Linked DNA regions of Homo sapiens: region 1 is linked to region 2. A link is a contact called in ENCODE Hi-C or POLR2A ChIA-PET data. All regions are on one chromosome and are shown on one strand. The core of a region is the stretch at or near the end of the contact, and the rest is flanking DNA. Distances in the headings are between cores, read along the strand shown. Region 1 has its middle 18 kb from the start of CRELD2. Region 2 holds the start of BRD1 (bromodomain containing 1).

The links. Hi-C counts contacts between places; a loop is a spot of excess contacts on that map. ChIA-PET counts read pairs that join two places held with the same protein, here RNA polymerase II (POLR2A). Pooled maps may share reads with other maps.
Region 1: a loop to region 2 is called in a pooled map, with 3 times the contacts of the local background. The contact joins the enhancer-like site here to the promoter of BRD1 in region 2. A Hi-C loop is called at or near these places in 2 of 168 maps with a recorded cell type or tissue (B cell and CD4-positive, alpha-beta T cell), 3 of 37 single-sample maps with no recorded cell type and 8 of 50 pooled maps. POLR2A ChIA-PET finds 5 or more read pairs at or near these places in 8 of 52 experiments (GM12878, PC-9, activated B cell and 4 more).

Annotation. Positions count from the first base shown.
Region 1 is chr22:49,935,588-49,938,541 of GRCh38, reverse strand. No RefSeq gene overlaps it. Among named protein-coding and RNA genes, the nearest start is that of CRELD2, 18 kb to the right of the region's middle. RefSeq lists silencers at 2,051-2,590, 2,367-2,661 and an enhancer at 1,800-2,639. Within about 2 kb of position 1,546, at least 36 of the 41 ENCODE cell types and tissues checked have a DNase peak (open chromatin) inside an H3K27ac peak, as active enhancers do; they include B cell, CD4-positive, alpha-beta T cell and GM12878, where a contact is called at or near this core.
Region 2 is chr22:49,826,448-49,829,461 of GRCh38, reverse strand. It overlaps BRD1 (bromodomain containing 1), which reads left to right and starts at 1,589. Exons shown (of 13, transcript NM_001304808.3): 1 at 1,589-1,965. RefSeq lists silencers at 1,455-1,524, 2,255-2,424 and an enhancer at 2,925-3,014.

The sequences.
Region 1 (2,954 bases), core at 297-2,796, 110 kb before region 2:
TGGCTCTTGGGTGGGGAGGGGAGAGTCTGGCACAGCTTCCCTTTGGCTGTTCCCGCCTCCCCGGTTCCTGGCCCGTGGCCCCTGCCCCATCCGCCTTCTCCATGTCTGGCACTGCCCTTCCCTATGTGGGGCACGGGTCCTCACTCCTTGGGTCTCAGCTCCCAGGCAGCCCTCCCAGGCCCTGCGAGGACCCTGTGGGTGTTTGTCCCTGTGTGACTGAGGCACCACATAGAGCAGGATGTGCTAAGGCTGTACGCCTGGGCCCCACGGTCAGACGGATAGACAGAAACGTGGATGGACCGACGGGCAGCTGGTGGCCAGCGCAGGCTGCCGAGAATTGGCGGAAGTGGGGCGGGTGGCCGGCGGGCGGCCTGGCAGATCCTGGAAATCCTCGCTTCCTGTTTTCCCAACAAAGGGCCTCTGTCCCCCCAGGAAGGCCACTGGCTGGCGGCAGTGGACGGACATTCCTTTTCCGTAAACAGGATTGTTTTCCTTTTCTCCTCTGGACACAATAACAGCAGCCCCCATGCCCCCCATCCTGTCTCCTGTCACCACTAGCCATGGGGCGTGGACAGTGTGGACGGGTAGGGGGTCCACAGAGCAGGCTTTCCTGGACCAGGTGCCCATTCTGTCACCCTGGGAGTGGGAGTCACAGTGGGGGCCATAGCCTAGTTGACGGCAATGAGGCCTCCAGGGCAAGGAGTGGGAATTCAGTGACGTCTGCCCCACAGGGCAGGTGGGAGGCTGGACCAGCCTTGGGCTAAGGAGACCCTGTGAGCCTCATGGCCCGAGGCAGCAGTGCTTGGGGCAGAGGCCAGGCTTAGGTCTCTGCAGGGGCTGGGCCTCCCTCCAGGTGGACCTCCCCCCGCCCCAGGCTGGCTTTGGGTGAATGCATCTGACTTCCAGAAGCCCCAGAGCAAGACCCTAGAGTAGCTAGAAGCCCCAAGGGGACCCTGGGCGTGGCGGGAGGGGGCAAGGGAAAAGCCTCCAGAGGGTTCAGGGCCCTCCCCTGCCACAGGAGACCCAGTGAGGGCTGCAGGGACAGCCTGGATCTGTGCAGTGCAGATGGCGTGGAGGGGCAGAAGTGGCACGGTTCCCGCGTGCACAGCTCTGAGTGAGCGCAAGTGTGGCTGCTGTGCACACCCAGGCAGCGGGTGCCTGAATGGGCCTGTGTGAGGGGCTGGGACTATTTATAGCCGCTCCTAGCCCAGAGGAGCTATTAATAGCCAGGGTTGAGGGGGACGGACAATGTCTCCTGCTGGCCGCTGCCTGCGGGTGGGGTGGGGGTGGGTGCCATTCTGTGCCCGGAGACACCCGGGGCTGGTACCCCAGCCCCCACCCAGGCTTCGGCACAAGGGCCACTGTTATCTGGTCAGCAGCTGAGCCAGGGGTCTGCATTCACCTGGGACAGCAGGCTGGGGGTGCACCAGGCTACAGCCCCCACCCTGCTCTCCCCGGAGGCCGTTCTGCAGCCACACTGACCCTGAGGAGGATGGGATGGTGGGCACGTGAGCTGGCAGCAGCAGGGCACCCCGGATGGAAAGGGATGCTGAGACCAGGACCCCCATATCTGGTTCTCAGATTCCAGCATGGGGAAGGGGTAAGGAAGTGCTGTGGGGACCGCAGAGCCAGAAGTGGATTTGAGAGAGGCCGGCCCTGCAGGCCCCCCAACCTGCCTCTGGCAGTATAACCAGGTGTCCCTGAAGTAAACAGGTGAACTGAGGCCAAGTCAGATGGGCCTTGGAGCCACTGGAGGGGTGTGGATGGAGGGCTGTGGGTGGAGGAGAAGGGCCCTGCCAGAATTCAGGCTGGTGGGGGCAACAGGCAGCCTCATAGCCCGCTGTCCTGGCTGAGGCTCATTCCCTGTGATCATTTTTGAGAAAAAAAAAAAAAAAAAAAGGGGGGAGGGCGCCTAGCTTGTAAAAAGACCAGATCCCGACCCCACGAAGGGTGAAGTGTGACCTGGGTGGGGCGGGGGGCACCCCTCCAAGCCTTGGCTGCACCCGGCTCCCTGTGCCACACGCGTCCCCAGCATCAAGAGGCGCACCCCCCACCTCTCCCTAAGCCCAGCCAGGCTGCAGAGAAAACAGGAAAGCTCGGAGGCCCAGCCAGGCGCCCTGTGGGCGGGCCTGGGGGAGCTGGGGACGCAGGTTCTGGCTTCCACCCCGGGGGGGCGGGGGGTGTGCGGCGGCGGCGGTGGCGCTCGTGCATCTCATTCTGCGCCTGCTCCCGCGGGGGCTCCTTTCCTTCGGGGAGCCCCCGCCCCCGGGGCCGTGACTAAGCGGAGTCACCTGCCGCCAAGGGCTTTCCAAGAAGGTCAAGGCCAACCGCGCTCCGGCCCACGCCCCAGAGCTCGGGCCGGGCCCTCACAGCCATCGTCCTGCTCATCGTCATTGCTCCCGCAGGGGGTTCCCAGCGACGAGGAGCGCGGGGCCGGGGCGGCGGGGGAGGAGCGCGGGCGGGTCCCTATGGGGCTGGGCACGGGCTGCAGGTCCCCTCCCATGCTCAGCCCAGGCCCCACACCCTCCACCCCTGCTCCTCCCGGACCTCCACCCTCCCCTCCGTCCCTGCTCCTCCCGGACCCCCACCCTCCCCTCCGTCCCTGCTCCTCCCGGACCCCCACCCTCCCCTCCGCCCCCACCCCTGCTCACCCCAGGCCCCACACCCCGCACCCCTCCTTCTCCCAGACCCCCAGGCTCCCCTCCGCCCCTACCCCTGCTCCTCCTGGACCCCCCACACCCTCCCCTCCGCCCCAACCCCTGCTCATCCTGAACCCCCCACCCTCCCCTTTGCCCCACCCCTGCTCCTCCCACATCCCCACCCTCCCCTCCGCCTCCACTCCTGCTCCTCCCGGACCCCCACCCTCCCCTCCGTCCCCGCCCCTGCTCCTCCCGGACCCCCATCCTCCCCTCCGCCCCCACCCTGCTCCTCCCCGCGCCCCCACTCCCCGCCCC
Region 2 (3,014 bases), core at 340-2,839:
GGCCCCAGTGGCCTGTACCCCCTAAGCTCAAGGGTGTGTCTGCAGGGAGTCCTAGATCAGGACTGACCACTGGGGCCTTGGCTGGGGTCCTACCTGCCCTTGAGTCGTCACGTCACAACCCACACACTGGGTGCCATGGGCATGAGGACTGGCCAGGAAAAGGCCTGTGGGGCCTGGCCCCTATCAGGGACACTTGGGCGAACAAGGCCACCCCACTCCCAATAAGGTGTTTGGTGCAGTGCCCCGAGCAGTGGGGCCGCTCGGCTGCCCCCGTGGGGACGGTCTGTCCCAGGGTGGACAGCTGCTCTTCCTGAGGGGCCTGCCTGGATGCCACAGGCTGTGCTGCTGGAACCCAGGGATTCCACAGCACCATCGTCCTGATCACAAATTCTCAAGGAAACCAAGGAGCTCCTGCCTCACCTTAAAACATTTGGGATTTAATCTTGGAGTGAAAATTGTTATGACCCCACTGAATTTTAGAGTTTACACAAAAGGCCAAAGTGAAGGCAGAGACTCAGGCCTCTCAACTCCCACCCGCAGGGGCCTTTTCTTGCAACCTTAAAGGGCATCTGCTTCACGCCGGCCTCGGCAGGGCCCTCACACTGGCAGGACTACTTGCACACCGGGCCTGACACTCACTAGGGGAGGCTCCCCAGCCCGGCTGCACCACCCACCTCTACCTAGTCGCGTGTCCCGGCCAGTGCCCTTTCCACTCCCACCCAGTGCCCCCGCAGGGCCCCCTCTGTCCTCTTAGGGACCTCCACTCCCGGACCAATAGCCTCCTGCCTCAGGGCCCCCCACTCATGGGCCAATCGCCCCCTGCCTCAGGCCTCCCCCCACTCGTGGGCCAATCGCCCCCTGCCTCAGGCCCCCACCAACTCGTGGGCCAATCGCCCCCTGCCTCAGGGCCCCCCATTCCTGGGCCAATGGCCTTCTGCCTCAGGGACTCCCACTCTCAGCTGGTCCCCCCCGCCTCAGGGACCCCCACTCCTGGCCGTTCCCCCGTCAGGGCCCCCGACTGGCGGCTGCTCCCCCATCCTGCCTCGGGGCCCCCCACTCCCGGGCCAATGTCCTTCTGCCTCAGGTACCCCCACTCCCGGCCCGTCCCCCCGCCTGTGGGCCCCCCACTCCAGGCCGGTGGTAGCCCCTGCCTCAGAGCCGCCCACTCCTGGGCCATCTCCTGCCTCAGCGACCCCACTCCTGGGCCAATGCCCTTCTGCCTCAGGGACCCCCACTCCCAGCCGGTACCCCCCTGCTTCAAAGCCCCCGACTCCCGGCTGCTCCCCACCTGCCTCGGGGCCCCCCACTCCTAGGCCTACGTCCCCCTGCCTCAGGGCCCCTCATTCTCCATCCTCCTGACCCCCTCAGGGACCTTCTGGCCCGGTCCTCCCTAACTCAAGGGCCCCCACTCTCCATCCTCCCGACCCCCCACTCCCAGCCCGGTCCCCGCCGCCTCAGGGCCCCCTTTGGCCCCCGCTCCTCGCGGCGCCCCCTCCCCCGCGCGCGGCCGAGGCAGCGGAGTCCGCGCGTCATGGCGGCGGCGGGCGGGGCGCGTCTCGCACGCAGCGCGCCGGGCGGAGCGCTCGCCGCATTGTTTGCTTCGCTGGGGAGCGAGCGAGCGACCCGGCCCTGGAGTCCGAGCCAGCCCCGCGTCCCGCGCCCGCCGCCCGCCGCCCGCTCCCGCGCCCGCGCCCGCGCCCGCCGGCCGGGCCCCCCGAGCCGGGCCTCCAGCTGGGCCCCGAGCCCGAGCCCGCGCCGCGCGAGCCGCTGCCCGAGAGTCCGCGGCCGCCGCTGCCGGGCCCGGAGCCGCCGCGGCCGAGAGGGGCCCGCGCCCAGGAGCGGCGGCGGGGCCCGGCCTGCGCGGCCGTTGGCGGAGGAGCCGCGGGCGCCATTAGCACCGCCTCGGCCGCGCCGGCCCCCGCGCCCGCCCGCTTGCCGGGCTCCCGCGGCCGCGGCGCCCCGAAGGTGAGTGGGCGGGGGCCTGGCCGGGGAGGCCTCCCCGCCGCCTCGCGGGCCGCCCGGCCGCCGCCGCCGCCTCGGCCCGGCCTCTCGGGGTTGTGGTGCCGACGCCATGTTTGGCGGCGGCGGCGGCGGCGGCGGCTCCGCATTGTCTGCGGGCCGGGAGCCCGGGATGCCGGGGAGGCCGGGCGGGGAGACCGGGGAGGTCGGGCCGGGCGGCCGGGGAGACGGGCGGGAAGACGGGGAGGCCGGGCGGGGAGACCGGGTAGGTCAGGCCGGGGAGTCGAGGGAGGCCGAGTCGGGCTGTGGGTCTCGGCGGCCTGGGCCGCGGGCGCCTGCCCGGAGTCCGCGCTCGAGTCGGGTCGGGCCTCGGGCAGCCGCCGAGCCGGCCGGGCCGCCCCTTATGTAACAGACAGGCCCGCCGAGCTCTGCCAAGACGGGAACTCCCTGTGAGCAGGGACGCGCCCCGAGATCGCCCAGGAGCCGCGCGGCCTGCGGCGGCCGGGCTTGGGAACCGGCACCGCGGCCTCCCCGGGCGTTTGCAGGGAGACGCCTCGCGACGAACGCGAGGCTTCCCCGGGCCTTTTAAAACGAGTGACACGATTGAGGCGCAGTTCACGGGAAACGCGGCTCTTGTGAGCGGACGCGGGAGTTCTGAGAATCCGTAGCAGCGGGACCCCCTGCCCCGCGGGGTGCGGCCCCGTCTCCCCAGAAAGCGCGGCCGCCCGTGTCTGTTTTTGAGGGTCTGTCGCCAGGTGGTTGTGTAGTTAGTGGAATCGGCGGATGTTTTTGTTTGGCCGGCCCAGCGCCGTCCCGAGTGCTGTGTGCTGCACACAACTTCGCACAGCTCAGCGGCCGCGGCCCCTGTGGCCTTGACCGAGAGGCCCGGCGCGTGGCCGGCTTCTCCCTGGGCGGGCGGTGGGAAGATGGAAGCGGCCGTCTTGTGGGCAGCCTTCCCCGCCTGTGGCCCGCAGGGCTCTTCGATGTACTTAAGGGAATTATTCCTTGAGAAGCTACGTGTGTGCCCCCGCGGATCCCTCCCAGTGGAAATGCTT